Linked DNA regions of Mus musculus: regions 1, 2, 3 and 4 are each linked to region 5. A link is a loop called in an ENCODE intact Hi-C map of the cell type or tissue named here. Cell type or tissue: left cerebral cortex. All regions are shown on one strand. Each heading gives the region's core, and the rest is flanking DNA. Links, peaks and the distances in the headings are about the cores only. Region 1 holds the start of Smarcal1 (SWI/SNF related matrix associated, actin dependent regulator of chromatin, subfamily a-like 1). Region 2 overlaps Smarcal1 (SWI/SNF related matrix associated, actin dependent regulator of chromatin, subfamily a-like 1). Region 3 holds the start of Marchf4 (membrane associated ring-CH-type finger 4). Region 4 holds the start of Rpl37a (ribosomal protein L37a). Region 5 holds the start of Xrcc5 (X-ray repair complementing defective repair in Chinese hamster cells 5).

Region 1 (6,125 bases), core at 474-5,473, 280 kb after region 5:
ATATTAGCCCTAGTACCTCCTAGCTCTAAAATTCAAAGTATACATTTATGAGTCATCTATTTACCAATGGCCTTTTATTTGGTACATAGCTCAGTCCTGAAATAATGTTAACAGGGGAAATGAGCTATTTTCACTGAAATGCATGACATGGAGCTAACTTTGAATTTTGTGTGTGTGTGTGTGTGTGTGTGTTGTAATTAAGACAGGGCTTCTCTGTGTAGACCAGGCTGCCTTCAAACTCACAGAGAGCCACCTGCCTCTGCCTCAGCAGTACTAGGATTAAAGGTGTGCCCACCACTGCCCAGCCCTTTTAATCATTTTAATGAATGGGTTTTCACTGTTGTCTTAAGAACTTCTTAAAGTAGATAAACTGTTTAAAAAGTGGGTGTGTCGGCAAATGCCTGTAATCCCAGCTCTTTGGCGGCTGAGGTAAGAAGTTGTGGAGTTTGAGACCAGCCTGGCAAGACAGACTTCCCAAGTATTTCAACAACACTTCCTCTCTCTCCTAAAAAAAGCTTGGCTACAGCAAGATCCCAGTGGATTATGTTGTTGACAGAGCCAACACTAGGAATTTTGATTGAAATCTGATTGGTTTGCTTTTTGAAGATGAGTTTTAGACTAAACAGTGACTTCACGTTTAGGACGCTAGAGCTAGAAAGGAGACCATATCGTTTAGTTCAATTCCAGACTTTCTAAGTTGGGATTCCTAGGAGCAAGATACATGGATAGATAGGAATCCAGCATTCTGAGGTTAGGATGCATGGGCCCAGATGTCCTCTGATTCACATCAAAGGACACCATATTGCTCTATGGGTAAATCAGCTGGGCCTGGAGAGTGAAGTGACTGTCATGTGAATTGGTGACAGGCAAGATGAAGGGCACAGCACTTGGTCTTAAGAAATTAACTGTCTCTGCAGGGGATAGGAAGAGCAAGACAGGTGCTGGCTAATTAGTAGCTGTTCACACTGTGAAGCAGGAAATGGATGCTGAGTAGTAGGGAAAACCAAAGATATAAGATTTACCTCAAATACTAGCTGTAAGTGTTGCAGCTCTAAGGAAAAAGGCTCTGCTACACAAGTTCTTATAGCTGCCTGGAAAGATTCCCCAATGCAAGTGTTATAGCTCTGCTCCAGAAGGGGATAGTTCTCCAGGCAAAGTGTTTTGCCAAAGCTCTGCTCTGTCCAAAATGTTACAGCTCTGAAGGGAAAGGAATCCTGGCAGTTGGGAATACCACAGAGTCACACCACACAACAAACTTGCCACAATAGACTTCTTGGAAGGTGGGAACTCAGGAGGGCAGCTGCCTCTGCTCCAGTGAGAAGCAGCAAAGGACTGGGCAGAATGCAGGGTTTATATAGGATTTCTAGAGGGTGGGTGGGATTTCCAGAGTGGCCTGGGACTCAAGGATTGGTGGGATTTTTTTTTCCTTGTAGGGTGGGGCTTGAACCCTCTCCAGCTACACTGGTACAACCACTAGTGACATCTGCAGGGCAGAGCCTGGCCACTTGTGTGCCTTGAGGGTTTATAACCTTTACAAAGTATACTTTTACAAGAGTTCAGGCACTGAAAGCCTTCCCCTGCCCCTTGAGTTGGCATGAATAGCCAACACTAGCAACATTCCTCTTCCTCCTGTTGTGGGCTGCTATTTTGATAGCTCCTGTGTTCATGATATCTTACTGCAGTCCACCTCATCGTCTCTTCTTATTAAAAAACACATCACATTTCCCTAAATGTCTGGTCATTTCCCCAATTAACTCTGTATTCAGAGATCTATCTCTTTGCAATGAGCTCTGTTTGAAAACAGAATCGTTTCAACCTTTCCGTGTACGCTGATGATAGAAGAATATTATATTCAACCATTGGAGGACAGAAAGAATGCTGTGCTCAGAAATGGAGTCAAGTAACCTTGATAGTATCTGATAGATGGGAGGGCTTTGGAATCAGAATAACAAAGTAGCTAAATACAGCCTGGAGAAAATTGTGGACCAGTCCTAGTTCCGTTTTCTCATTTATAAAATGAGGATAATGGAGCTGGGTGTGTGGTGCACAACTTTAATCGCACTCCAGAGAAGGATCTCTGTCAGTTTTAGGCCAATGATACATGTTAAGATCCTGCCTTTTGAGGAAAAAAAAAAAAAGATATAATAATAATCTTATGATGGTGCAAGTCTGTAGGAGGTGGAGGCAGGAAAGACATCCTCTGGTACAGGGTGAGTTCTTAGACAAGTCTGGGTTACATGAGTTACTGTCTATGTTTCATAGGTTGTAGTTCGGATTAACTTAAGTTCCTATTAATGATCAGCACGCTGACTGATGGAGGCTCTAAAAATTTCAATTCCTCTTTGGTCTAGGAAAGCAGATACTCAGCAGCGGCTGGGGCTTATAAGGACGGCACTATTAGAAACGGGTGTGCCAGGAAAATCTTTATTAAGTATCAAATCAATCTGGCTGTCTGACATGTCTGGAGACACCCCTGACACTGAACGCTCAGCCTTCCTTACGCCTGATTAAATGTTTGGAGAAACTGAGAGCTACAACTCCCAGGGTGCACCACACCTTGACCCGCCCACAACGTTACGCCTCTCAAATTCACCAACCTCCAATGGGCAGGCTTTCCGATTCAAACTACAAACCCCAGAAGGCCCTACACCAAGTGTACTATCACCCACAATTTATGACCGGGATCTGCGGCCGTACTGGCTGTTGGGAAATGTAGTTCGACGGTGGCCGAGCCATTCAAATGCCAATGGCCCGCTCCAAGATGGGTGAAATTGTAGCGCTTGAATTCTAGTTCCTCTAACAGTCCAACCAGAAGCGAAAACTGCCTAGGCAAGGCTCTGAAAGACGCTCCTGGTCTAGGGCTGTTCTGCTAAGGTGCCTCACCTTACTGGCCTCGCTAGGTAAGAAAGTGGGCTGCGAAGGAGGTAGCAGCATTGGAGACGGACGAGACCAAATACGGCAAGAGGAGGGAGCAGTGGGGACGGGAAGATCCAAGTGGAAATGCTAGAGGCAAAGTGGGGCGGGGCGTCCCCTTTTCTCAGGCACCCAGGATGTGCACAGGAAGGGAAGGGAAGCCCAGGTCTCAGCAAAGAGGAATGTCTATGTGGTGGTGTGCATTTGTGGTTTATGGTTTATTAGTTGGACCTCTCATTCCGTGGTCTCATCTCCCCAACTGGGTCAGTCAGCATACTAGGCCTTGGTAGGTATAACCCTAGTTGAATACAAGGCTGAGAGTTTTCATTGCTGCTGGCTGGCAGGCTTGAGTGTAACATCTGTGAGAGGAGATGTTTTGGGGTGCTTTGTCTAAAGGGAGTCTTAGCAAGGATTAAAATGTAAACCCTCTGAAGTCAAGAGTCTAGAGCTTTCTTTGACGGCTGGCGGTGCTACTGGAGTATTTCCTATGTTACAATCATTATAATATAAAAGTAACTTTTATCCTGTTGTAGTTGTCTGGGAGGCTCACTGCCTCCATCTGCTAACCTAGGCCTAGTCCTGGAAGCTTCTAGCCTCCTTATATTCTGATCTGGGCCTTGAATGTTTTCAGCCCCTTGAGACTTGCTGCTGAATAAACTCACCCTTTCGTGTTTTTTCTGAACTCTAGCTGGCTGGTTCAACTCAGCTGTTCTGGCTCAGACTTCTTTCCCCAGCTGACTGATTCAGTCTGGCTTTTCTCTCCGCCTCTGAATTGCTCTGTTTGGTCTCAAACTCTAGGAATCTGGTTCTAATCTTCTGGCTCCTTCTCATTCTCTTGCTCATTCTATCTTTACCTGTGTCTGACCTGTTCTTTCTTCAGCCTGTCTCTGTAAAGCTCTCCCGGTAAAACTGCCTCCGCCTCCCTCTCTGCTGCTCTACTCTTTCTCTCAACTCTACCGTATCCTGTGCTGTACTCTCTCCTCCTGCACTGTCTGTCTCTCCCTTAAGTGGCTTCCCGTTCCTCATGAGAGTTGGGCATATCCTATTCTGTCAAATCTTTCTGATTCTCGTCACTTTGTCTGCCACTCAATTAGACATCGTTTTCAACATGGGTGCTTTCTCCTACAAACTAACTTTACCTTCATTGTTTTGGAGTCAAAGGTGAGTACTAAAGGCATATCTGTATTCCAGCCAGAGGGAATGTGTCAAGGGCTGGGCCAAACCCTAACTAGAAACTCAAGTTCAACTATCCTGTAACATTATAAGGTAGTGCTATTTGGGTAAGGCTTAAGTCAGACCCAGCCAGAGAATTTGGTGTTCAGGCCCCTGCATCTAGAGCATTGTAAAACTGGTTCAGCCTATAGGAAAATGTCTAGGGTAAATGAAATCACAGTACAGAATAAATGTATGATCTTACGCTGTAATGAATACCTGTGTTTTCCAAATATGTGGCAAGAAAAGTTCAGAACTATGCTGTGCTCTGAGTGGTGGTGATGTGTGTTGGTTGAGTTGAACTTAACCCTTTATGTCTTCTGTCTGAATTTGGCACAGTGACCCTTGTCCCCAGTTCTCCCCTTTGTCCCCTTATTTTTCCAAGAGTCATTTTGCTCTTGCATGTTGGAAGTCAGGCTCTAGGACCAGCTGCTCTAGCTTGCATTTGGTCACCTGCAGATTCAACAGAAATGTAGTGAGGATGGAAGGCAAGGGGAAAATTTAGTGTGCAGTCTCTCTGAGGCTCTATCTCCTTCTTCCAGGTTGGAAACAGGCTATTGGAGCAAGCATTGTGGCAGGGTATGAAGCTGGTCATTGGCCAGTCTATTTCTGTCTGATCCACTAGCCTTTCTAGTTTAAAATGTAGTCTTTGTCCATTCTAATGAAGTTAGATTTCACTGTAAAACTTTCTTGGGATCTGCTAACTCACTTTGGCTAGCAAATGAGAAGGGGGAAAATACCCCAGTGAAACACAATCCATTTTAGAATAACGCTTTGCTTTTTCATCTGGATCAGTATTTTAAAATATGCTATTTACTGTCTGTGTGCATATGTGTGTCTATGTGCTTTCATTTTAATTATAAAAAATATTTCAATTCATCCCTTAGCTTTTTCTAATATGTTACCTGGAACAAAACCTTATTAATCAAACATGGTGGACGTACGTTTTATTTTTGTCTTTTTACCTTCCCCAGCTTTTACCAACTTCCCAACTAAAGGGTGACATCCCTGCATGAGCCTATCCTGTTAAAAATGTCCTTGCCACTTACAGAGGAGCAGAGGAAAAAGATTGAAGAGAATCGGCAAAAAGCTTTGGCCCGTCGAGCTGAGAAGTTGTCAGAACAGCCACAGAGCGCAGCTTCAGGCTCCTCTGCTGCCGGCCCGTCCCAGTCCAAGCAGGGCTCTCTCCTGAATCTCCTAGCGGAGCCTTCAAAGCCAGTGGGCCATGCCTCCATTTTCAAGCAACAGAATCTCAGTAATTCATTTCCTACTGATCAGAGACCTCACAGCTCCCGCTGTTCTCAGCCCAGCCCAGCAGAGGAAACGACGGGGCTATGGAAGACCCAAGGAGAGATGTCCACAGCCTGCCCAAAGCCTAACCCAAGTCCTCCAGGAGCCTCTAACCAACCACTTTTGGGTTATAAATCCAGCGAGGGTCAACCCCAGGCAACCTGGGACACAGGAGCTTCCTCTTCTGGACCATTCCCCAGGGACCCCGAGTTAGAGGCCAAGGCAGCAAGGCCTTCCACCTCTAGGCAGAGCATTTCGGACAGCTTTTATGTGTTAGGGGGAAAAACACCTAGGACAGAAGGGAGACCCCCAAACATACTGCAAACCACACCCCAAAACACAGGCTTTCTACGGGGAGCGTGCATAAAGACTGGGGATCGCTTCCGGGTAAAGATCGGCTACAACCAAGAGCTCATTGCCGTGTTTAAGTCTCTGCCCAGCAGACACTATGGTAATGAGGCTTTTTCTTTTTTCTATTTTTGGACTCTCTTCTAACAGCCCCTCATAAATATTAAGAGGGCACATTGGCACATTACATTTTTCTATTTTAGCTGGCTTCTCCCTTTGTCTCAAGCAGCTGTTAAACTTAGCTAGTACACGGCCAGAGAGAGAACGTTCCCTTGTTTACTGAGGCGCCAGTGCCCCTGCCAGGTGCTGTGTGTGTGTATTAAAGACAGTAGTTTGAACTCCAAAGACTTTTTTTTCTCCTT
Region 2 (6,125 bases), core at 750-5,749, 290 kb after region 5:
TTTGCATCTCAGCTGGAGAAAACGTCTCCCAAACTGAAAGCAGACGTGCCAGAAGCGGACCTTTCCGGAGTGGATGCCAAGCTTGTGTCTAGCCTCATGCCCTTTCAGAGGGAGGGAGTTAGGTAGATCCCCGGTCCTCTGCTTGCTCTCTCTCACTTGACCTCCCTCAGCACAGGTGGAGTTCGAACGCGTCTCTGAATACCTTGCATGTGTGTCCGAAGCATCTAGGCATTAGAGCTAGGTTGCTGTCACCAAAGCCCATTGTTACCATTGGTGTCCTAGTCTGTGAGTTAGCCAGGACTTCAGATTGCACTGGTGCAGAAACCCAGTTCTCATCAGCTGAAGGAAAGAGCTTTCTCAGTGCAGGAACAGGAGACCCAGGGCTTCCCAATAAACTCTCTGCTTTCTTAGCTTGCACCTCAGCCTGTCTCATCAGGGCCTCTGTTCGGGGGCTTGTGGCTGGTGTCCCATAGTTCCCAGCACAGACTAAGGGCTGCTTCTGTGCTGCAGGAAGGGGAGCTGCTGCTTGTGGCTGCTGAGAGGACGAGGATACCCGTTGGCCCACGTGCTGCTGGCCTTGGTGTACTGGCCTCTGGTCCCCAGAGGGCTGCTCAGTTGGTGCATCTTGGGAAACAATTACAGAAAGGCCAAGGGCAGCTGAAGTCCTTCTAGGACCCACAAGCTGATTAGAAAAGACTGCTCTCTTCGTTTTTTGCTGTCTAAGAAGGAAAGAGAAAGAACCATTCACCAGCTCATTACTAGGTTTCTGAGCCAGCAACAGCTTTTCACAAATTAGATAAAGAGGATTGGAGTTTGGAGCAGGGGACCAGATGTCTGGTGCTCAGAGTCTTTGTAGTCTCTCAGTGATTCACCACTGCTTCTGCTCACATTACTCCCCTCTCTCTGCTGAGATGATGGTCATAATGTTTAGGAAGATGTAAGTGCTTTGCCTCCTGCTTCTCCCATTCTCTGGGGCAGGTAACATTTACTCCAGCCTCAGTCTCGCTTGGGGGTGCATCAGGAGGCACAGCTCCAACCCAGGCCTGGCAGGCTCCGCAGCGGTAGGCTCCACCTTTATCTACAGACTGTTAGCAAGGCCCAGTGCACTTAAGTGCTTCAGGTGCTCGGAGGCCGCCAGCCTTGGCTGAAACAAAGCCAGGTTCGCATCCTCTCCCCACCTGTCCTTTTTGCCAGTACATCCAGTCACTGCTGGCTCCACCTGCCCCTTAGCCTGTATCGTGGTCTTCAGATGCTGTTTCTAACTCGGGCACATTTCTCAGTGGAGATCAAACCCTTACGTCTGCAGCATCCCTACCTATCCTCATCCCTCCTCCTCGTACTCTGTTCCCTAAATGGCTCCTGCCCTATCCTTGCTAGGAAACGTCTTGCTGTGAGCAGAACCCATTCTGGTCAGTGTTATACCCAGCATAGAGGGGCCCCTCAGCTCTATGGGGTGGCAGGTAAATTAAGACGGACAGGACGCCCCATGCAGTGATACCCACCTTATCCTGTCTGTCTGTGTGCAGCTTTGCCATATCAAAAAGAGGCCGCCTGCTACTTGCCGATGACATGGGCCTAGGGAAGACCGTCCAAGCCATCTGCATAGCAGCTTTTTACCGAAAGGAATGGCCACTGCTGGTGGTCGTGCCTTCCTCTGTGCGCTTCACCTGGGAGCAGGTTAGTTCTCTGTACCGGAATCATTGGGAAAGGCCTCCTTAGGGTTAGAGCATCAAAATAACAGTGCCGGGGCAAGCCCTGGGGTCTTTTAAGGTTTAGATGTGGGTCAAAGACCAGCAGAAAACTAAGCTGGTCCTGAGGACAGGGAATCATGTTATCTCCACAGGGAGGAAAGCCAAGCAGTTGCTAGCTTAGGGATTTCTTGCCAGTCCCTCAGCAGATACTGTACCTCTGTGCTCTTGTAAATAAGACCTTCTATTCACCCTGCACCCGATTTCTGCAATGCCTTTATTTCCTTTTGTCTCTCCAAATCCTGTGACATGATACCCAATGACCCACTTTTCAGATAAACAAACAAAATCTCAGGGTCAAGAGCTTTGCCTCCTAAGGAGGCAGCTGCCTGACTTTAGATCAGTGCTTCGTCTGCCCTAGGGTGGTGTGCATAGTGTGTTTAGACCACCTAATAGATGGAGGCCCGATGTGAACCTTGAATAATTAAATCCCTCTAAGCAAACCCAGTGAAGGAAGGCCCAGCTCATTCCCAGAGCTTGTGGCTTTGTGCTGCTGGTGTGGTGCCAGTCTCCTTACAGGTTAATTAAGCTCTTCCTAAGGTCCCAGAGTCATGGTACAGAGGATGCACCACAGCCTGCTGCTGGTAAGGTCTGGATCCTGCCACTACCTGTGGAAAGTGTCATCATGCATCTGTAGGGGCTAGATTTCCCTCGGAAAGTCCAAAAGAGTCAGGCCACTGCTCATAACCAGAGAAGTGATGTCAGGACATGGCACATGCAAGCAAAGGGAAGGGGACACCTAAGTGCTGGGGCTTCCGTGTGGAGACACCCAGTGGCCTTCCTAAGGCTCCTAGATACCTGGTTTATTGAGTGATCCATTGTGGGGGACAGCGGGGGGGGGGGGGGGGTTGAAGAAAACAGTGACATAAATGTTTTCATTGTGCCCAGGAAGCACAGTTTTCTTGGAAGAGCTACATTCTTCTCCAACAGGACCATCTAGAGATCACAGAGGGGAAGGCACAGGCATGGGAAGGCCTGCTCATGGGAGAGTCCTGTCGGGAAATTAAAGGGTGGGCTAAAGGCAGACAGAGGTGACCAGAGTGTGTTAGATGCAGGAGGCTGTGAAGAGGAACTGTGTCTTCAGGGAAGGTTAAACTTGCCCCAAATCCCACCCCCCAGTGTTGATGCCTTGGCTGGAATCACTGCTTTCTACTGTCCTTTCCCCTGCAGGCCTTTCTTCGGTGGCTTCCATCTCTTAGCCCAGAGAACATCAACGTGGTGGTGACCGGGAAGGGCCGCCTAACAGCTGGCTTGGTCAATATTGTCAGCTTTGACCTCCTTTGCAAGTTGGAGAGGCAGCTAAAAACCCCTTTCAAAGTCGTCATTATTGTGAGTAATGGCATAGCCCTGAAGTACTTTGTTTGTCTAGACACTCGGAAGGGCTCCACAGATTTGGGAATTTGTGTCCTCCTTGGTCCTCTTTGGGCTTTGCGGAGAGAGGGCAATAGAAATCGCTGCCTTTCTTTTATAGAGAATGATTTTTTTATTCCCTTCCTGAAGCAGCCCTTAAGCCTATGTGCCAGACTTTCCTGAGGAGCGTTTTAAACAGGTGGGACGAGTCTGTTCAAAGGTTTCTAGTCCGCCCCTCCTGTATTGGCAGGCTAGGGATGGAGACCAGCATGTTGCACAGCAGACCATTCTAGGTCCCAGACTACAGCTGTGTCAGGAACAGTGTGTGCCTGCATTGGTACCGACTTGTCAGCACTGCGGAGCCATACAGTTCAGCAGTCAATGATTCTCTTCCAGCTGGTGTGAAGACACGCCCCCATCCCTGCTAAAAGGAAATCAGTTTTTACTTGAGTTGTTCTTAGAGATATCATCACCTGCCTCCAGAGCCGAAGGTGCTGCTTTCAGCCACTGGCTTTCTTTTTCATCTTTGCACACTTGATGAACATCTGGGGAGACTTGGTGGCCAGCCAGCTGTCAGTGTAGAGTATGTAAACATGGTTCTGAATACAAACACCACAGGAGCTCAGAGCAGAGAAGGAGACGTGATTGCAGACCCCAGGAGATGTGTAGTGTGTTCTGGACATGAGAACCACCCTGTGTTCCTTAGTGTGTGCAAACGAGAACACATACTTTATCAACGCTATTTTGGGAATCTGAGTCTGTGGGGGAGCCGTGTTGGGCTTGGCATGGATTCAAGTGTGGTTTTGAAAGGACGCCAGCATTCCAGTGAGGTGAAATATTAAACGAAACATCCCAGGATGGTCACAATGGCTCCGGGATGTGGGGACGGTGGTGGCTGCCTTTCCTGACTATGCCCCTGTCTCAGGTGTCCCACCTGCAGCCACTGCTCTCCCCTGTGGTCCCAGGCAGTGCCACCTCTAATTCACTCGAGCTGGCAGCGTGGGCACATCCGGCCTTGCCCCACAGTCATGTCGGCTGAAACTTTGTGGCCTCGAAATTGATGTGTTTCTGTTCCTGGCTCATCGCTCAGTCAGCCTTGAGGTGGAGGGCAAGCTGCTTGCCGCTAGTGTTACCTTGTCCTCAGATGAAGCAAACAGCTTGCCATCTTCTGGCTTCTCTGTAGCAAGGGACGAAGTGGCAGCTCTGAGAAGCACTTGTCACCGACGAGGCTTCTGCTCATGGTTGATGCTGGCAGGAGAACCTTTTTATCTGGGCTTAAAAGGGCCAATTCCCTTTCATGCCTGACACATTTTCTGCAACTTCTCTCTATAAATGGTGTTCTCATGACTTTCATGAGGGTTTACCATGAATCAGGATCATGAATGTAGTAGCCCCGGCGTCTGGGGGGTGCTATCTTGACAACTAGGGACAGGTCACCTCTCACTCTGTCTATTGTGTCTTTGAAGCCCCACACCCACCCCCTTTTAATCATAAAAAATGGAGCAGGTTGGGAGCTTATAGATTCTCGCCGGGACAGAGGTACCACCACTAGTGGCCCCTGGTCCAGGCAGTCCTCCTTAGGTGGCAGGATGGCTTTGAGGGCTGCCCCTGTGTTCGCTTATTTCAGACATGGCAAGCTGATATGCTTATATCCATTTTATCTGATAGCATGATATGTATTTTATAGGTAGAGAAGCTGGTACCATAGACAGGTCATTTAGTGGCTCAGAGTCAATTAGCAATGTGCCAACCTAAGATTTTCCCTTCTGGGAAGGAATATGTTCGTCATTCCTTTGTCTTTAGAAAATAAGGCACATTTTATGTTTGTTTATTTACAGAATGTACAACTATAAGTCCATCAAATGCTATATTTCTAGCACAGTGTCCCCCCAGAGGACAGGGATCAGTCTGTTTCTCCTTCTTCAGTTCCCACAGTGCTTTGTGTGCACGACTATGGTGGCATGATTGTCTGGTCTAATGCCAGTGTGTCTGCTGCCAGTGTGTCTGCAAAGGCTGAGGGCAGTGCCAGACCTCAGAACTTGACACCAGTTGAGAGCATGTAGGAGGTCTCCAGCACGCCTGACTAACGCCATGCAGTTGTGAGGCGTCTCCCACAGGGTGGCAAGGCACCTGTCAGGGGTTTGTCCACCTATGTACCCAGTGGGCAGATCGGGGCACATATTCACTAACCCCCTTTCCAGGTGGAAGACTGCCCTAGAGAAAGAGACAATATCTTATCCAGTGTATAATAAAGAACCTGCCCCAAGTCTGGGCCCTTCCCGAGTGTACTGGTCCATCACCTTGAACAGCTATAGGTCAAGGGAGGCAACCTCCTGGCAGATACCAAGCCAGGCTCAAGTCAGGTGGGCTGCTGTGGATCAAGGACTGCCCATTCACCCATGTGGTTGTCTGTTGCAGGATGAATCACACTTCCTCAAGAACATAAAGACTGCCCGCTGCCGAGCAGCTGTGCCTATCCTAAAGGTGAGTGTGGCCCAGAGGAGACTTAGGGCCCTAACACGACACTTGCTCAGACAGGAGGGGTATGCAGGCCAAACAGATGCCGCCACGCTGATGAGCTATGTGCAGTGTTGACACTGGGCATCTCTCCTTGGGCTATGTGCTTGTTGTATTCTGCCACGAATCCAGTCCACGTGAAGTCCTATTGAGAGTCCAGACTCAGATGGGAAGGGACCCTGAGTCTTCTCCTTGGCTTTCTGCCAGCACAAGAAGCCTGTGACAGTGTGTCACTAAACAGCTCAGGAGAAACTGCATCTCTTGTAGTAGCAAAGCTGTCGCGGTGGGAGGCGTTATCTAAGAGCAGCCAGGGCTGTGGGTGTCAGAGAATAACCTCAGGCAAAGCTGAGGCTTGCCCGCTGAGCTGATTGATCCTTTACGCTGGCCAGGGACTGCGGTTAACTGAAGGCCAGCAGGTTACTTGTTTCCTTCGTGTTTTCGGGTCTGCACCTGCCCCTGAACACACACACACACACACACACACACACACTCAGGTCTGCACCTGCCCCT
Region 3 (6,015 bases), core at 1-5,000, 230 kb after region 5:
GGCTCGTCCAGTTGGTCCCATGGAGTATAGACACACGTGTCTCATCCCTTCCTCTTCCTTCATTCTGAACTCATCTTCCTGTTTGTTCCTGACTTCCTTGTTTTCACTGTGCATCACCATCTGAAATCACCTTGTTTGTCTGCTAGGTCATCTGCCCATTGCTGTGTCCCCACTGGAAGGCCAGCTTCAACACAGCAGAACTCTCCTTTGCTTTGTTCCCTCACGGATGCCTTGTGCACAACACAAGCGAATGGATGCAAAGTCCTCCGTGGAAACCTGCAGGTGTGAATTTAGCAACCCTCCGCTAACCCCTCACCACAATCCTGTAAGCATTGCGAGAAGAGGCCAAATCTTTATTTTTGTCAATCTTTTGGATCCTAGAGTAGTGGCAAACGAGAGCGTGGTGTGTGGGAGGGGAAGTTTTTAGTTCCTTTGTTTGAACATGGAAAAGGCCAAGACATTCAGCTGTTTGGGTGGCAAATCACTCCTCTCTTAGACCAGGTAGACAACTGCTTCACAGTGCTCTCTCTCTCTCTCTCTCTCTCTCTCTCTCTCTCTCTCTCTCTCTCACTTACTTCTCCATCTCCCTCTCTTTCCTTCTCTACGCCCACCTCTCATTTTGCATCTTTCTCTAGAGGACCCCAGCCTCTCTCTCTCTTTTGTCTTCCTTCCTCATTGAAATTCTGTGAAGAAAAGTGAGAAGACGGTGGGAAACCATATTCTCCAATCTAACATGACACATTTCTCTAGTTACCAGTGTAACGCAGTCCCATTAAAACAACTTGGCTCTGACAAGGAATAAAGCCTCCCAAACAAGATAATCTTTAAGAAGTGGCTTGATTTTGTCTGGTCTCAATGCAGACACAGCCCCTCCCATCCTCCCGCATAATAAGAGAACCCATTCCTCTAGTGATGTTAGCTTTTTTTTATTCCAAGTTCCATTTATGACACATAGTAAAGATGATAAACAATGACAAAAGTCCCCAACCATTAATCAGAACTTGTACCACAAGCGGGCATTTCAGAGTTATTGCTAATGGTTTTTTTTTTCCAATAAAATACAGCTTTTCCATGATCAAAAAAAATGTTAATCATATGTTAATCTCTTACAAGGTATTTTCACACTTCTGGGCTCTCCTACCAAGGAAAGATATGGGAAGCAAGTGGTAACTCATGGAAGTTGGAAAAGAGGCCTAAAGGCATAGAGTTATTTGAAGAATACTTCACAGCAGGTGAAATATTATCTCAGCACACGTTCCAAGACTTGCTGTTTTCTAGAGACAAGAGAGCTCTTGCCAGAAGGCGCGTTTCCAACAGCCCCCCATGATACGCACACATGCGCCAGCCCATATGGGAGAGGGAAGAAATAGTTCAGGAAGTTAATAAGCAAAATCACTCTATGTTATGGAAAAGCTGAGGCCCCCTGAATGAGACAAATTCTGATGCAAAGTGAGGCTCATCTTTGCCATCAGCCACAGACCCACACACCTACAGAAGCTTGGTATTAGCAATGGAGCGCTGTGCTGGAAGAAAGGCACTGAACAAGCAGTGTGGACCTCCTCGTCCACCAGCATTGCCTTTGCTGCTTCAGGTTATCATAGTCATAAGGAGGAGGAGCCCAATCTCTGAGATACTTATTCCCTACTTCCTCTCATAATGCCCAGGCTGCTGTCCCAAGGCATCACCAGTCTCTAAGTGCTCTGCCCATTCAGAAACATGGGAAGAAAAATGAATGAAATTGTCAGCTAAGACTGCAGCTCACATTGTAAGCAAGAGCAGGGTTTATCAGGAACACCAGTGTAGCATCCTGCTGCACTGACACCTATCTGTGAAGACCCAAACTGCTGAAGAGGTCTCTGAGGTGAACACAGAGCCCTGCCCACATCCCAGTCAGATGTTCCCTCTGCTGCATCACCAGCCAGACCTGATTCACAGGTGAGCCTTTTCTACCTGGGACTCTTTGTTATGTGTTCTCACAAGTCAGAACTGATGTCAATTAGCATATCTGTCTGGTGGACACCAGGCAGTCAGTGGACTGACAGGAGTGCTGTCTGCAGAGATCTGAATAGACAAGGAAGGGAGAATTTGCCTGACTCTAAAAAAAAAAAAGAAAAGAAAAGAAAAAAAAAACTCTGTTCCATGCCATGGATGTTGAAAGTTTAAGGGGAGGCAAGGGAAGGGGAAAAGATCAAGATTCTTTCACTTAAACTCACTCTGACTTAGAGTATTTGCTTCCAATAAGGAAAAAATCAAGATCACCAAGAAGTGTCTTGGAAAATTGAAGTAGCCTCAAAGAAACAAAGCAAACAAAACCCAAACAGGATTTTTGCACTTCAATCTGTGAGAATAGGAGGCAAGACCATCATCTTGTCACAGCTTCAAGAAAGGAAGAAATCTGAATGTAGAGCTGGATATGGGCTTGGGATGGGGTGTGTGATTCCACTAGCAAGAAACCAGCTAAAAGTGGTTCTTAGCAACAAGCTGGAAGGGCCCTCTGAGGCTCCTATTTCATAGCTTCTGGGGCTTCTGTTCTGAGATGCTGGTAGAAGTTTGAGGGTGAAATTGAAAAGACTTACTTTGGGAGAGGGTACAAAACCAATGTACAACTGAGTTTGTTACCAAACAGACTCCCTGCACCTATTGGTCAGCTTCTCTACAAGAAACATTGAGAAACTTGAAACACTACAGCCCTTGACACTAGACATCGCACAATAGATCCCTGGGGCAAATAATTAAATGGCAATCTGCCCAGCCCGGAGATACCACACACCAAAGCAGGGGAAGCAGGGGGAGGACTCACCTGTTCTGGTCCCTGGAAACAGATGCGGCAGAGGGGAGTTCTCATACCACTGTCCAAGCTACTTCCCAGAGAGTAGCAGTCCTCAGTTTTCTCCTTACAGAATTCATCAGAGGAAGCACTGCTGAGCAGGGAGGCAGGTGGCCCTGTGGCTGGGCCATCCCAGTCATCATCCCCAGAAGGAGGCAAAGGTGGTGGAGGTGGCAGAGGAGGGGTCTCCCTGCCCACCGCTTCTCGGGGGCCCCTCCAGCCTGCCCACCCCCCGGCACCCAGAGCCGGAAGGGTGTTGTTGTTGGCCGCCACACCAGGGAGCTGAGGGTCGCCGTGCATGGGCAGGGGCGCTGGAGGGGGGCGCCTCAGTAGGAAAACCTTCAGGTCATTGAAGAGCATTCGACAGCGGCACTTGAGGAGACCCTGGTGGCGCAACATCTGGGGAGCTGGGGTGCACAGTCCACAGCTGTACCAGCCGCAGCAGCAGCACCACCACCACAGCAGCCCACCCAGGGGCATGAGCATGTGATAGGGAAGCAGAGGACTGGAGAGGGGCAGCTGGAGTCTTTGAAGAGGTGGGTAGGGTGGGGCTTGGGGTCCACAGTGTTCCTGTGTTATGGAGGAACCTTTCTTATTGGCTCTTCTTATAACCCCTCCAAGCAGCAAATAAATTACCCTCTTGGACTGACAACTGTGAGTCAATGATTCTGAACGCTACTAAGGAAATGCAAAGTAAAAAAAGTTTTTCTTGCTCTAGCAGCCCCGCCCCAACCTCAGACTTAGTTCTGGCTGCTGTCTCCTTTCTGTCTTTGACCCCTGAACACTGCTGGGAGTAGGGCAACAGAAGCATCGGGGCTGGGATGCATGACCAATGTCTAATAGTTAAAAGTTCCCAAAGAAAGGGTTGCTAGGTTCTTCTCAATTCTCTAGGCTGTGGTAAATCTCTTTTATATAAAAACGGTGGATATAAATCAAATTTGGAGCAGCTTAGGGAACTCAGCTCAGTAAAGAATTGAGAATTGCACATGAGAGAGAGAGAAAGACAGACTGTCTCAGGTAGTATGAAGTGGTTGGGGAAAGGCAAGATTGGGTGGGGGTAGAAGACGTCCTAATTCTCTTGGGCAGAAAACCAGGACAATTGACCTCCAGCAGCACCAGAGTTGCTTTTAAGAGAGGAATTAGGGGGGCTGGTTGTGGGTGAAATTGGGCAAAGAGCTTCGCCTTGTGCTTCGCCTATGCAGCCAAAAGGCTACACAGAAGAGGTGGGATATAGGGCGGTGGACCGGGAAAGGATGGAGGAAAAAGAGATCCTTAACCCTCGGAGGGCTGCTGCCTTCCAGAGCTTAAGGTCCTGAATAGAGGAAGGGTGTGTGTTTGGGGTTGAGAAGGTGACAGAAGGATCTGAGAAAGGAGGTAGCGAAGAGGGGCTTGTGGGAGGGGAGAGTAAAGGGGAATAGTTACATGATCTCAGCCCCCAGCCCACTCCAGCTGCAGTCTGTAAGTCGGAGGCCCCTCCCCTTGGTTCCATCAAAGGTCCCTTCGGGCGAGGTTCGAGAGCTGGAAAATGGGCAGGTCCGGGCTGGAGAGTGGCTTCGCTTTCTCCTCCTCGTCCTCTTCTGGGTCGCTGTCGCCCTCCTCCTCCTGCTCTGGGTCTGCACGCGCCCGGCGCTGCTGCTGTGGCGGCAGAAGCGACTGCTGGTCTGCGTCCTGGTGTCTCCCAGGCGGGGGCTGCTCCAGCTGGTCCTCTGGCTGCTGCCCGCGGTCCAGCGCGGTCGCGACTCCAGGCTTCATGATCCTCCTCCTCTTCCTTCCCGAGGGGCTGGCCCTGAGCCCCCGCACCCGGGCAGTGCTGCCATGCAACCACAGACGAGGCAGGCGTGGGGGTAGGGGCGGTGGGGAAGTGATGGGGAGAATAAAAAATAAAATAATACTAATGGAACAATTCAGTTCTCGGATAATCAGGAAAGAGTGCTTCTGGTGGGTGGGGGTGGAGGAGGGCGGCTGTCAGGTCCTGTCGACAGCTCTGCCCCCGCTCCCCCCACCTTGGGCGGCCTCGGCCCGCTCTTTGCTCCCACCCCCACGCCGCCCCTCCTTCCTCCGGCTGCCTCTGGCTGGCTAGGCTCGCTTGCTGTTGCTACCTCTCCCAGATGCACCGAGGTAAGGCTTGTTTGCGGTGTAAGCTGAAGGTGGGGAGGAGGAATAGAGACGGTGTGGTCGAGATGGTCAGACAGACGGCACTTGGCTCCAGCTTGGTCCTGGAGACTCCCCAGAACCGTATATAAATATATCTCTTAGAAAAGCCGAAAAGGAAACAAATCAGATTCTAGCCTGCTGCCAGGTGTTGTCTTCCGCGGTTGCTCAGCACCCGCCGCCGCGACTGCTGCCCCCCTGGCTCAGTTCCCAAAGGGGTGGTGCTGGAAGGGAGGTGCCGGGCGGTAGGCTGGCGGTCCGAGGACTGGAAACAACCTTCTTAGAGCGGAGAAGGCACCCAGCTACTCCCACCCGAGCGGCCGTGAAGCCGCTGCTGCGTTCAGCACCTGGGTGAGTGGACAGCTCCCACCCAGACCCCGCGCGTCATGCCAGTGGGGGCCTGACGCAGACGCCGCTGAGGGATGGAGGAGGGAAAGAGCGAGAGACTAGGAGAGAGGGAGCCACAGGAGGAGAGAGAACTGTTTGAAGGAAGAGGAAGAAGATAGGGAGGAACCAGGGGAAAGGGAGGTACGAAGAGAAGGAGGGATTTAGGAGAGGAGGGAGGAGGCAGTGAAGAGTAAAGGAGGCAGAATGGGAACTTGGGTGGTGGAGTGATGCGTGTATTCACTCCAATGTCTTTTCCCAGATAGAAAGAATTCGGGTGGACAGCACCATTCGTAAGCTCCCTGTCCACCGTTCGTCCCTCTCACCGCTTCCCTCAGCACGTATACACCCAATACAGTTTCCTTTTAACCAAAATCTATGATGCTCTTCTTTACACGCACTTAAAGTAGATGTCACTTGGTAGCTTTAGAAAGGATAAAGTTTTGTGACTTCCATATTGAAGCTGGCCCCTGGTGGAGATTAAATCTCTCATGACTTTAGAACTCACGAGAAAAGTGCTTCTTAAACCTTGAAGCATTTTTGCCTTCTAGAATTTAAACTGCAACAAGAAAGGAAATGTCCTCTTTCATCTTCTCTCCTCTCTCCTCCCCCTCCCCCTCCCCTCCCCCTCGACCTCCCCCTCCTCCTCTTCC
Region 4 (6,125 bases), core at 583-5,582, 400 kb after region 5:
TGCAAGCTTGTAAAAGAGGTAAACAACCAATAGTCCTACCCAGCTATTACACCTTAGAACCACAACAACTAACACAGCACAATAACCCTAAGGGTACAGTACCTTGGCTCTCTAGTTGAACTTAAGATATTCTCAAAATGACAGAGACCATGCCTGGTACTAGAGACCAAAGCAACTATCCAGGACTAATGAAGTCATGGACAACTGCCATTTAACTAAACCAGTATAATCTCTTATTATATACTAAATATTTGTCCGTATACCCAGAGATAAATGTAGAACTCACCCCTCATCAAGGAAACTTCACTTTTCATGAGAAAAAGACCATTATAGAAAAATATAACCACCAATCAAAATAAAGAGTTGTGGAGTCCAGTCCCAATGAATTCATCTACAAAGCACTTCCATACTCAGGGAAGGTTCAGGGGACATTATGGAGGAGGGTCACGAAGTATGCTATGAGACTTTTTCTCCTAGCAATGCCACAAGATTCACCCATAAACTCTCACAAACAGGACTACCAAAATAAACAAATACAACACCAATAGATACAACACCCAACACCCCCCCACACACACACACACAAAACTGAAGGCAACCAAGATATCTGAATAAACAGACAGATAGTCTTCCCCAGAGAAGAGCACACCACAAATGGTTAGCTCTAAAGACATGCATACAAATAAGATAATATATGATCAGTAGGTTACACTTAGGAATATATATATAGAGAGAGATAAATGAATACAATAAGCAATAAATTGTTATAATGCTATTAGTTTGAACAAGAGTAAATTGGAGTATAGGGAAGGGTATGGAGGGAAGAAAGGAAAGGGAAAATGATTTAATTATATTATAATCTTGAAAATATCCAAGAAGTTTTTAAAAAAAAATAAAAAAGCAAGTTAAATCCAGTAACTCCCTTAGGCTGTCTTGAACCCCTTAACTATACTCTGTAGAAACCTTTTTTTGTTTGTTTGTTTTTACAAGTTAAAAAACAAAAATAATACAGTGTAGGGTTTTTCAGTCTTGGCACAGACCAGGTGTGATGTCTGAGTACATGTGTGTATGTATGTGTGTGTGTAGTTGTCTATGCATAAATCATTGTCCTCTTCCTCACTAGAGGATAACGCCACCCTTATCAAATGTCTGCAGATATTGCTGTGTCCTGGGAAGGAGAGGGTAAACAAGATCTCCATGGCTGAGAACCATTTATGAAGTATATAGCAACTGGCATGTTTTTAATAAGCTAGCAAAGAGAGAATATGCTACAATATGCTAGAAACTGGAGTATAACACACATAATGGCATATACTGTTTTATGGGATTCTTGATTTTACTAGATTTGTATGAAGTGGGTCGCTGTGTAAGATGTCTTTCTTACAATGAATTAGAGTCAAAAAGACTAAAAGTCACTAAAAAGAGCAATGTAACCATCCTGGGCCTGTATTTAGCTACTCAAAAAGCTGGCATGGCAAGATAAAGGACTACCTGAATTGTAAAGGGAGTTCAAAGTTGGACAACTTAATGAGACCTTGTATCAGAATAAAAAATAAGAAAAGGCTGGGTATACAGTTCAATTATAGTAACTTGGGTAGTATGTATGAAGCCCTAGGTTCAATCCCAATACAAATAAACACATAAATAAATAAACACAATCTCAAATTATGGTAGACTCATAAATGCTAGCCCCAAATTACATGTTCCAAGAGGAAAACAAAACAAATAGAGGAAAAATTAAATAAATAATGTACAAAAATACTTAAGAATTAAGAGTTTCACAAACTTTCACATTACAAAGAGAATCAGTTCTTTTTTTAAAAAAAAAAAAAAGACAAATCTTTCCGAATATTTATTTATTTTCTATGTATAGATATTTTTCTTGTACACATATCTGTGGACCACGTGAGGTCACAAGGAGTCTCCTAAAAGTAGAGTTACACGCACTTTTGAGCCACCATGTGGGTGGAAAGCAGAGTCAATGAGCCCTCTTTCTAGCCCCAAGACAGACTTCTTTAAAATCAAACACTAACATCATTTCCCACTGGAAATCTTAAAGTTTAAGAAAATCTTAGGAGAGAGAAGTGTTTAAAAATTTCAGAGCCAGGCGTGGTGGCACACGCCTTTAATCCCAGCACTTGGGAGGCAGAGGCAGGCGGATTTCTGAGTTCGAGGCCAGCCTGGTCTACAGAGTGAGTTCCAGGACAGCCAGGGCTACACAGAGAAACCCTGTCTCCAAACCTCCCTCCCCTCCCCCCCAAAAAAAGAAAGAAAGAGAACCACCACTTTAGGGTCTTGGGTTCAAGTAGCCTCTATTCCTTACATTATCCCCAGAACTCTGATCAGCAACATTTCGTAACTCTTTTTTTTTTTTTTTTTAGATTTATTTATTTATTATATGTAAGTACACTGCAGCTGTCTTCAGACACTCCAGAAGAGGGCATCAGATCTCATTATGGATGGTTGTGAGCCACCATGTGGTTGCTGGGATTTGAACTCAGGACCTTCAGAAGAGCAGTCTGCGCTCTTAATCGCTGAGCCATCTCTCCAGCCCATTTCGTAACTCTTAATCGTGACGAATATGACTGTCTCCCAGCCGAACTGTAACTCGGCCTGGGAGCGGATCCTAGGCGTTTACTATGGCCAGCATCTAGCACCCGGCCTGGCGATTTTCCGAAGTATAATATAGTGGGAAGGCAATGCGCCTCAGTCACAAACGTCGCGCTTTAAACACTTAAAGGCAAGCCACCTAAAACCCGTCTCTTCGCGAGCAGAACGCAAGAAATCGCATCTGCTCTGCAGAACTTTGGTTATGTGTAAGCTAAGAAGGATGTGCTTCCAGCTCGTGAACCACTTCTGCGCATCTATGCATTTCTCAGTGGAGACAGCGAATAAACCGCCAGAACACCGAGTTCACTTCCGAGAGAGGAGGTCGCGTCACTTCCGCTCGCCGGTCTAAAACCGCGCATGCGCATTGCGTCCCTTCCTCTTCGGACTTGGGCTTGGGTTCCGGCGACATGGTGAGTGTCTTCGTAACCGCTTTGGAAGTCGCTATCCATCGTCATCTGCCTTAGTCTCCGGCGTCCCGCTCTCAGCCCACCTCGGGTAGTCTGTGCTGTCCCTGTCCTGTCTGCTGTCGGGCTTCTCCCGGCGTCTGGAGCCCCGTACGCGGCCGGAGGCGGCTCGGCGGGGCTTGGCCCAGCGCGGTAGTTAATGCACAATCTGGAGCCTTTTGGCGCTCTGTGGGCGCCTTCCTTGATGGTTGAGCTTGAGGGAAAACAGGATTCAGCCGAGTTTGTGCTCAGCGGCGCGTTGGCGTGCACCGACTGGCTCAATGTCTCTGCTCCGTTCCTTTCCTCTGTCAACAGGCTAAACGCACCAAGAAGGTCGGCATCGTCGGCAAGTACGGGACCCGCTATGGTGCCTCCCTCCGGAAAATGGTGAAGAAAATTGAAATCAGCCAGCACGCCAAGTACACTTGCTCCTTCTGTGGCAAGGCAAGTCGGCCTCGGGTTAGGGAGGAGGGTGCCATTGCTCCCGAGCTAAGGCGGTTTGGGCTCGCTTTTTGCGGAGCATTCGTTGTTTACTTGCAACTAGTGAGGAACTTAAGGGTGAATGGTTTGGAGAGGAAAAAGTCCGATCTTGGGAAATTGATAGCGATGTCAGCGCATCTGTACCAACCCCAAAGAGGTCTGTTTAGCCTGTAAATAATACTCTGCTTGGGTTACTAGAATTTAACTGCTAATGGATAAGCTGGCTTTTCCATAGTTTACTCTCTGGAAGTCTCAGGGATTTTTTTTTTATATATATTTCATAACAAGATCTTAACTACTTACAGACCAAGATGAAGAGACGAGCCGTCGGCATCTGGCACTGTGGTTCCTGCATGAAAACAGTGGCCGGTGGGGCCTGGACCTACAAGTGAGTGTTTTCTCCTGTGGTATAGGAAAGGCTATGGACTGCACAGCCCGTGTTCCAGGTCTGGTGCATATCGGATTTGTTTTAGTTTAAAGCAAATCATGAGTTTGGGTTTAAAAGTTAATAGTTTTTGGTCAGGGCTATACAGTGAAACCCTGTCTCAAAAACAAAGTTATGGTTATAGATAAAAGCTCAGAGCCGGGCGTGGTGGCGCACGCCTTTAATCCCAGCACTCGGGAGGTAGAGGTAGGCGGATTTCTGAGTTCGAGCCCAGCCTGGTCTACAAAGTGAGTTCCAGGACAGCCAGGGCTACACAGAGAAACCCTGTCTCGGGGGAAAAAAAAAAAAAGAAGAAGTTCAGACTTTGATTCTCATATTCCTTTTGAATTGTACAGTCACCATGCTCTTTGGAAAATTACAGTTGATCTAAGTCCATTGGTGTTTGTGCTGGACTTGACTTAACACTACAAGTTATTTCTATAAAATGGTTTGAGGTTAATTGACTCGGGATTGTATAGAACATTGGAGGCTGTTTGGGCATATTTAGTGCTATGACCTTGACAGAGCCAGATGTTGTTGAAATGAAGCCTCCTGTCATTGTTTGCTTTGTTCTTAAGAGCTTTAGCATCTCAAACCAACAGCTGCCCCTCCACCCCTGAGTTTGCTGGCCAGAAGTCTGGTATCCAAGTGGTGTGGTGTTTTTATACTTCCAGCATGGCCCTCTGAGTGTGGCTAGTTGCTGAGGAGGTGAACATGTGGGTTGCAGTTTTTCTTGACGCCTTGGTATTGAAAAAACAGTCTGAGTGTGTTTAAGAGCAGCTTGAGTGCACAAGGAGTAGTGGTAGCAAGTGCTCTGTCCTGATAGGTGACTGACTATTCATACACAGTGTGTGGTCTGGCTGTTTGGTTTGGGGGTGTAGGCTTAAAACTTATCATAGGCCTCCTCTATCCTGTCTACAGAGGAGAGCACCTTAAGATCTCGTGGAGTCTGGGTCTGTCTCTTTTTCAATATTGAAGAAATCAGATGCTCAAGCACCTTAGAATAGTGAGAGTGCCCCAAGTCTTGGCTTTTGAAGGGTGCCACCATGCCAGTGTGACATCAGCACTGGTCTTGTTAGGTAAGGTTCACTGCAGCATGGTTGGTGTTGGCGAAGGATGCTATCATTCTTTCCATGAGAAAATTAAGAAATTTCAGGACTATAGGGGAACAATGGGACAGATACACTCAGGTGTTCTATGTTAACATTCACAGTTATGTTGGAAATGGTTTTTCTTCACAGCACCACCTCTGCAGTCACAGTGAAGTCTGCCATCAGAAGACTGAAGGAACTGAAAGACCAGTAGAAGCCCTGCTGTCTGAGACTTGCCTAGCCTGCAATAAACGGGTTATTTACGTAACTTTTTTTTTTTTGCCTTGTTTGTGGTTAATTAAAACATTTGGTGTGTGTTCTATTTTTTATTTTCGAAAGATGCTTGTTTTGAGACATACTGTGTGACCCTGGCTGGCCTTGAGTGCCTGGTTCTCCTTACAAGTGTAGATACATCTGGCTTAAGATTTTAGTCTTTCAGAAATAAAAATGTTGCTAAGACAATTATGTACATAGCTTGGTTTGCTATATTGTCAGCAAACTGAAACTAGAATATTTATAGAAATGTTAATAAGATTGAATTAAATGTAGTGTGAGTACTTGGTAGGAAATAAATGATAATACATAGGTAAATAACAAAAATGAGGGTCTCCTGACAAATTTAGGGTTTAATATATTTAGGAATAGTTTTATGGCTAGCCTTTTCTGAAACTTTACAGTTAACTGCCAGGTTTGTCAGTTATGCTTTGACCAGCCATGCCAAAGCTACTGGACTCCTTGGGAGCCACCAGACAAGTCCTATGCATTCCAAGTCCAGAACAGTCATTTTCCTTAGAGTAAAAGCTTGACCTTTTGTGGGCCCATCCCCATCTTACACAGCAGTCACTTCTGACTTTCTTATTCTGAGGTTTACTCGGTTCCTGTTACCTGTGCTCCAGTTCTGCCTAGACACATCCTAAGCAGTACTTACTAGACCTATAGCAGTAACCGCTTGAAATTTCAAGTAAGCAGTTAAACTTGTGTGTGAGAAGTGCAGGGGTTTTTTTTTGGGGGCGGGGGGTTACTGTATGCGTGTGTCTGCATCCCTGTATGCATGGTGTCTGAAGATGACACCAGATC
Region 5 (5,938 bases), core at 939-5,938:
GTAAATGTATCACATGCATGGCTGATTCTGAGGAGGGATTAGGGCTCCTGGAACTGTAGTTGCGGGTGGTTATGTGCTACTGTGCAGGTGCTGGGAACCAAACCCAGGCTCTCCTGGAAATGCCCTTCATTGCTGAACCATTCTTTCACATCCTTCTTTGAGAGCTTTATTTCGCCACCCTGGGATGCCCACATAGGGTTTTAGTTTATAGTATTGAAAAGATTAATGGGCAACATAAGGATTCTTTGCCTCACCTCAATTTACTTACTTACTTACTTACTTGAGGCTTTATAAAACATGGACTTTAAAAGATAATACTTGATAAAAAGAGCTGAACGTGGCATCATAGCAATACGGTTATGGTTAGGATTTTAATGATGTTACCAAATTGTCCATACAATGCTACAACTGTCTGCTTGGAGCAGAAGGTTGCATATCTTTGTTCTAATGCTCATCGAGTTATCTCTTAGGTAGTGAAGGGGCCCTAGCTGGCCTGAGTGTGACAAACAGGGCTCTGGTAGGCCTTGCCCTTTCCCCATTCCTTCTTCCTTGCAAAAAACCCCTAGATTACATCCCTAAAGCTTGCCACCAACATCCATTTTCTTACTTGACTACTTCCTCCTTCTGAAACTGACTACCAAAGTCCAACAGAACCCACGACAGATTCAAGTATGGGTACCACCAAAGTCCAACTTGGCAAACCAACTAGTTTTATTGGGGCTACTTACAGGGATATGGGTAAGAGACTACTTACAGGAGCAGAAATGGAGCTGTGTCACCAAAGCCCCACCTCAGCATGGGTAACAGCTCACAAAGCAGTGAAATCTGGATACACTGCACAGCCTGCAGACAGTTCCACAGGTTGGAGAGTGTCCTTACCAAGCAGCTCAGTTGATGTGCACTTCTTGCAGGCAGCCACACCCCGCAGACAGTTCCACAGGTTGGAGAGTGTCCTTACCAAGCAGCTCAGTTGATGTGCACTTCTTGCAGGCAGCTTGTTTTCTCTGAGCATGATGCTCAGTAGTCTCTATTGTTTACTTTTGGGAGTGAGGGGCCTAGTTAATCTGGTCAGTTTCAGGGACTTCCTGAAGCTATTTTGAGTTGTTTACTTTCTGTCTTAAGGAACTTCTTTGCCGGATGAGATGTTTGGATCTCAAAGGAAACTGCTGTTTAACCCATTTAGTTGATGCCAACTTTAAATATTCCAGCAATTTAATTTACATTTTGAAGTAACTTTTTTCTACTTTATTCATCATCCTGAGGGAAACACATGGTTCACAAAATTCAGAATGATAGGTCTTACTTTTTAAAAGAACTCTTAACTTTGTTGCAGGTTTGGGCTCTTTCAGAGATTCATCAGTATGAATCAAGGTTTGGTTTTAGTAAATTAGAGGCTTTTTACTAAAAAGAGCCTGGTCAGGACCAGCCCAGAGAGAGTTCTCTAGGTAAGGCCCCAGCTATTGTTAACCAAAGGATTATGAAGGCAAACCCCACAAAATTATTGTAAGGGAAAGTATCTGCTTAGGACCTCCAAGACCAAGTTCTCAGCACAAAGGAGATTTATTTGCCCCAGAGGGACAGAGGGCAGGGACTAAGAGACAAAGACAGGAGGCAGAGGAAGAGGGAGAAGAGGAAGGGAACAATGGAGAGGGAGGAGGGGTATTTATGGGGATAAAGGACTGACTCTGGATAGACAGCCATGGCACATAGGAAAATGACAGCTTATAAAGGTAAAAAGGGAGACCCCATGTTAGAACAAGGTGATTTTTCTCTTTCTTTTTTTTCTGGTCTTACGAGACAGGGTTTCTCTGTGTAGCCCTGGCTGTCCTGGAACTCACTCTGTAGACCAGGCTGGCCTCTAACTCAGAGATCTGCCTGCCTCTGCCTCCAAGTTCTGGGATTAAAGGTGTGCGTCACCATGCCTGGCTTAGAACAAGGTGATTTTTAATTGGTCATGTTGATTAGGTGAGCCAAAGGGGGCTTTTGATTGCTGGACTTAAACACTTTGCTAGGTGTGCCTCAGGAGGAGGAAGTGGGCAAATAAGGACTAGACTCTGAGGGCTAGCTTTAGGAATACAATCTAATGACTTTTAGTAAGGTAGAGGAGATGAGAGAGAAGGGCAAGGCCTGCCAGAGCCGTGTTTGCCATACTTTGGTTCTCTAGAGTTCCTTCGGATAGTAGCCAGGAACTCTGCTGCATTAATCATGTTTGTTCTTTCCCCCTGGATTAAAGGAAGCTTTTTTTTAGAGCAAGCAATGCTTAAACTCCATGCATTTTCAGGACCATGGTCTTCTAACTGCTTAGAAGTGGGTGGTTCTTGAGACTTCCATAAAGATTGTGTAGATGCAAACAAGGACAGCTACTAGAACCTCTTTTTATTTTTCCTAGGAAACAGACTTGTATTGGAAGTGTGTGTGTGTGTGTGTGTGTGTGTGTGTGTCTGTAGAAACGAGGGAGTAAAAGAAACAGAAGGGATGGAGGGAGGGAGAGAGAAGGAGGAGGGGAGAGAGGGGGAAAAAGAGAAGAGGGAGAGAGGAAGAGAAAAGAGAGACTCTATCCGAGATGGAACTATGACACAGCTTGCAAACATTCTCTGTGGTAAAGCCCTAGTAACTCTAAAGATGAACCATAGTAAAACTATAACTAGAAATAACGTTTCAGTTTCAAAAAATTCTCTAGTCTGAATAAAAGCATGGAAGAGTCCTCTGGGTGCGAAGTGTCTGTCTAGACACCACTGTGTTTATTTTAAAATTTTTATTTGTTTATTTTCTGTGTATGAGTGTTTTGCCCGTATGTAGGTTTGTGTATCACATGGGTGCCTGGTGTCCTCAGAACCCAGAAGAGGGTATGGGATCCTCTGGAACAGGAGTTACTGATGGCCGTGAGCTGTAATATGTGAACTGAACCCCAGTCCTGTTCAAGAGCAGCGAATGTATTTAACTGTTGAGCCATCTCTCGAACCCTATCAGCTTCGATTTTTAAACCTTCATTCCCTGAAGGCTTCTTCAAAAATTCTCCAAATCATATCAATTTTAGTGCCTGTTTTCTTGGGACCATTTTCAACAAAAGAGAATCTGATTGAACGTTTCCCACATTGAACAGAGGTTTGCAGACATTTTCCAGGTCTCTGGACCTTTTGTCCAACCACCTGCAGCTTGTGAGTCATTTTTGTATAGAAAACAGGCAGTTTCTGTGCAAGGGTTATCAGAAGGGAAGAACTGCAGGGCAATTTCCTTGCAAATGAGTGGTGAACACTCACGGGAATTGACAGCCTCCATCTCTAGAAAAGGGCATCTTTCCCAGCCACAGACACGCCAGGGTAGTAGGAAATTCTTCCCAGAGGCTAAGGTGTTTTAACCACTTTGTCTGTAGAGTTGAATGCCTTTCCTACTTTTTCTTCCTTTTTAAAGATTTATTTATTTATTTAATATATGTGAGTACACTGTAGCTGTCTTCAGACACACCAGAAGAGGGCATCAGATCCCATTACAGATGGTTGTGAGCCATCTTTTTCTTTTAACTCGGTGAACTCTCACTCTTCTCTTTGGACGTTGATCTAAGGTCATCGTGTTCATGGTTTTTTTTTTTTTAGTATCATATTTAGAAGGCCTTTAGAGGAGTTAAGTGACTTCGTGGATTCATCTTACACAGGGGACTTTTAACTCCAGAGTGCCAATACAAATTGCTAGCGAAAGGGATTATTATCAATTGAGTAATAGCAATTATTATTTTTTTTTTAGTTTTAAAAATCATGTATGCACGCGGCTGCATGTGGGTATGTGCATTGAGTGGAGGCCAGAAGAGGGCGTCAGATCCGCGGAAGGCTGATGTAGGTGCTGGGCTTTGAAATACCCTTGCGAAAACAGTACACATTCCTAACCTGGGACCCTTTCCCTTTAACCCCCTATTTACTTTTTTACTATTAAACTTGTTATTTTAAATTTATTTATTTACTTATTGTGATGTGTGGGACACGTGGAGATCAGAGGGCAACTTGTGGAATTGGTTCTTTTTCTCCACAATATGGGTGCCTGGAGCTTGAATGGGCTCGTCAGGCTTGATGACAAATGTCTTAGACGGCAGAGCCATTTCTCCAGCCCAGTACTGACTGGCTTTTAGCGGCTCAGAGAACAAAGCCTTGCCTAAGGAGGCAGGGAGAGAATTCTGCGCATGCTCAGAGCCCATGGCTTCCCCGCCTTGCACGCGGGACGTCTGGATCTGTGGGTTGCCCGGAACTGAGTTGCGACACTCTAGGTTTCCGCCCGGAAAAAGTAATCAAATCACCTGAGGACCAGCATGGCGTGGTCCGGTAATAAGGTACCGAGAGCAGGGCCTTTTGCCTTTCCTAAGCCGGGGATCTCTAGAGGGTGGAAGCTGTGGGAATCGCAGCTGAGTCAGCACTGAAGGATGGATGCTCAAAACGAAAGACTTGGGGTTCGGAGTTCTGCATTTGAGTCTTGTGCACCTTCACGCTTCCGAAATCCTCCCTCCTGCTTCTCCAGCCTCTCACCCTTCCCTCCTCCCTCGTTGCTTCAGTTTACTTTCTATCCACGCCACCTGCTAACACAGACGTCCTTTATTGCTTCCGAACCTGGGTTCTAAAAATCTTTGTAAGTTATCGAGGATAGATCCCCTACATGCCAGGCTCGTAAAACTTCAGAGGGGTTTTGTGATTCTGTGAATGAAATAACTCAAGGTGTAATATTACGTAATATTATGACCTTCATAATAATTTAAAAATCTCGAATTTATTGAAAGCTTACTGTGTGAGGCACAACTAAGCCCTTTATTCCTATTTAATTAAATCTTCACACCAAACCGTGAGACGACCATTATTACCCTTAGCTTGTCAGTAGGAGAACCAAGCAAGACATGAAGAACTGAAGTGATTAGAACGTGGTCACCCTTTCCATGAGTGGTAACATGTGAATGGGAATTCATTCGGAGCTCTGAAAGAAAAGCAAAACAGAATGCTCAATTTCTAAGAATCTATGATCTTAGAATCCTAGATTAATAATGGAAATTACTGTAAACTTTAGAGAGGTTGTTTTTGATCACTAGAGAGAGATGCAATGGCAAGGATCCATTCATTCGTTTAATACAAACAAGATAGGGGTTCAATAACGGAGCTCTGTTTTCCTCCACCCCCATTTGGGAATTTGATGAAATTATGAACCCATAATGATGTTGCTCGCTTCCTTTGTTCCTCTGCCTTCAGTTGCTGAGAACTTTGTAGCTCCCGTGAAGGACTTACTGTGGCAGATGTACTTGATAAAATTCTAGCAGGTTGTATTGCTTCAGTGTGGTAATGAAGAGCTGCAGTACCCTCCCAGTTTGTCTTCCCTGGTTTTCTTACTGCTTCCAAAGACTTTAAATTATCATAAACCATTCTTCCAGACCAGAATTTACACTGTCAAACTCTTTGATGCCTTACTCTGAATCTCTAATTCTTGACAAAAGACTCCCAGTCTTTTAGTGTTTGCTACTTTAAAAGTAGATTTGTGGCCGCCTATTAAAGGAACACAGCCAGCATATTTTGTGATGCCTACATTTAAAAAAAAAAAAGATTTTTATGCTGAAGGAATCACTGTGGGATGTAATTTGAATTCCTCTCAAAGGTATTCTGTAGTTTATTAATGTTCATCCCAAGATAGGTTGTTGTTGTTTCTGAAACCTGTTAAATTTCAGAGTGTCATGTGATTCCATTCTTTATGAACTAAGGGAAACTAGTATTTCCTTTGAGTGTTGCAAAAACGTCAAAATTGGGGGCTCATCCCCCACTATAGGAGCTGGTCCAAGTTTTCCAAACACCTCTAGAGTCAGATGATGACCGTCTTAACTGGTCACTTTTCAGTCTTTGTCGCCTAAGATGATGCCCAGAACAGCTCACATTCTGTCTGGTCAGCACAAAAGCACGGATGAGACTGGTAGGATCAG

What was found. Peaks named below come from ENCODE experiments on the same cell type or tissue, not always from the same donor. Only the 100,000 strongest peaks of a DNase experiment are listed, where the experiment ranks them.
Region 1: a loop joins it to region 5, with 3 times the contacts of the local background. A loop is called at or near these places in 29 of 42 quality-filtered maps.
Region 2: it touches region 5 in a loop (3-fold over the local background); 16 of 42 quality-filtered maps call a loop at or near these places.
Region 3: a loop joins it to region 5, with 2.9 times the contacts of the local background. A loop is called at or near these places in 5 of 42 quality-filtered maps.
Region 4: a loop joins it to region 5, with 4 times the contacts of the local background. A loop is called at or near these places in 19 of 42 quality-filtered maps.

Annotation. Positions count from the first base shown.
Region 1 is chr1:72,580,539-72,586,663 of GRCm38, forward strand. It overlaps Smarcal1 (SWI/SNF related matrix associated, actin dependent regulator of chromatin, subfamily a-like 1), which reads left to right and starts at 2,713. Exons shown (of 17, transcript NM_018817.2): 1 at 2,713-2,900; 2 at 5,100-5,866. The coding sequence starts at 5,158. In left cerebral cortex, for the core only: no CTCF peak of the experiment used is centred there; DNase peaks (open chromatin) are centred at 2,647 and 2,948; H3K4me3 peaks cover 1,588 bases; H3K27ac peaks cover 1,510 bases.
Region 2 is chr1:72,595,853-72,601,977 of GRCm38, forward strand. Smarcal1 (SWI/SNF related matrix associated, actin dependent regulator of chromatin, subfamily a-like 1) reads left to right here. Exons shown (of 17, transcript NM_018817.2): 6 at 1-122; 7 at 1,527-1,677; 8 at 2,919-3,077; 9 at 5,517-5,582. Among named protein-coding and RNA genes, the nearest start is that of Smarcal1, 16 kb to the left of the region's middle. In left cerebral cortex, for the core only: no CTCF peak of the experiment used is centred there; a DNase peak (open chromatin) is centred at 3,553.
Region 3 is chr1:72,531,825-72,537,839 of GRCm38, forward strand. Marchf4 (membrane associated ring-CH-type finger 4) reads right to left here and starts at 5,335. Exons shown (of 4, transcript NM_001045533.2): 1 at 2,801-5,335. The coding sequence starts at 3,313. It also overlaps a transcript of Smarcal1 not described here. In left cerebral cortex, for the core only: a CTCF peak has its summit at 1,848; DNase peaks (open chromatin) are centred at 1,385, 1,759, 2,531, 2,860 and 2 more places; H3K4me3 peaks cover 4,178 bases; H3K27ac peaks cover 1,608 bases.
Region 4 is chr1:72,708,304-72,714,428 of GRCm38, forward strand. Rpl37a (ribosomal protein L37a) reads left to right here and starts at 2,957. Exons shown (of 4, transcript NM_009084.4): 1 at 2,957-3,020; 2 at 3,369-3,497; 3 at 3,839-3,921; 4 at 5,199-5,510. The coding sequence starts at 3,018. The coding sequence ends at 5,262. In left cerebral cortex, for the core only: a CTCF peak has its summit at 2,593; DNase peaks (open chromatin) are centred at 2,939, 3,237 and 3,843; H3K4me3 peaks cover 2,026 bases; H3K27ac peaks cover 1,142 bases.
Region 5 is chr1:72,303,250-72,309,187 of GRCm38, forward strand. It overlaps Xrcc5 (X-ray repair complementing defective repair in Chinese hamster cells 5), which reads left to right and starts at 4,172. Exons shown (of 21, transcript NM_009533.2): 1 at 4,172-4,318. The coding sequence starts at 4,298. In left cerebral cortex, for the core only: a CTCF peak has its summit at 3,791 (motif pointing right); DNase peaks (open chromatin) are centred at 3,478, 3,857 and 4,197; H3K4me3 peaks cover 1,465 bases; H3K27ac peaks cover 1,159 bases.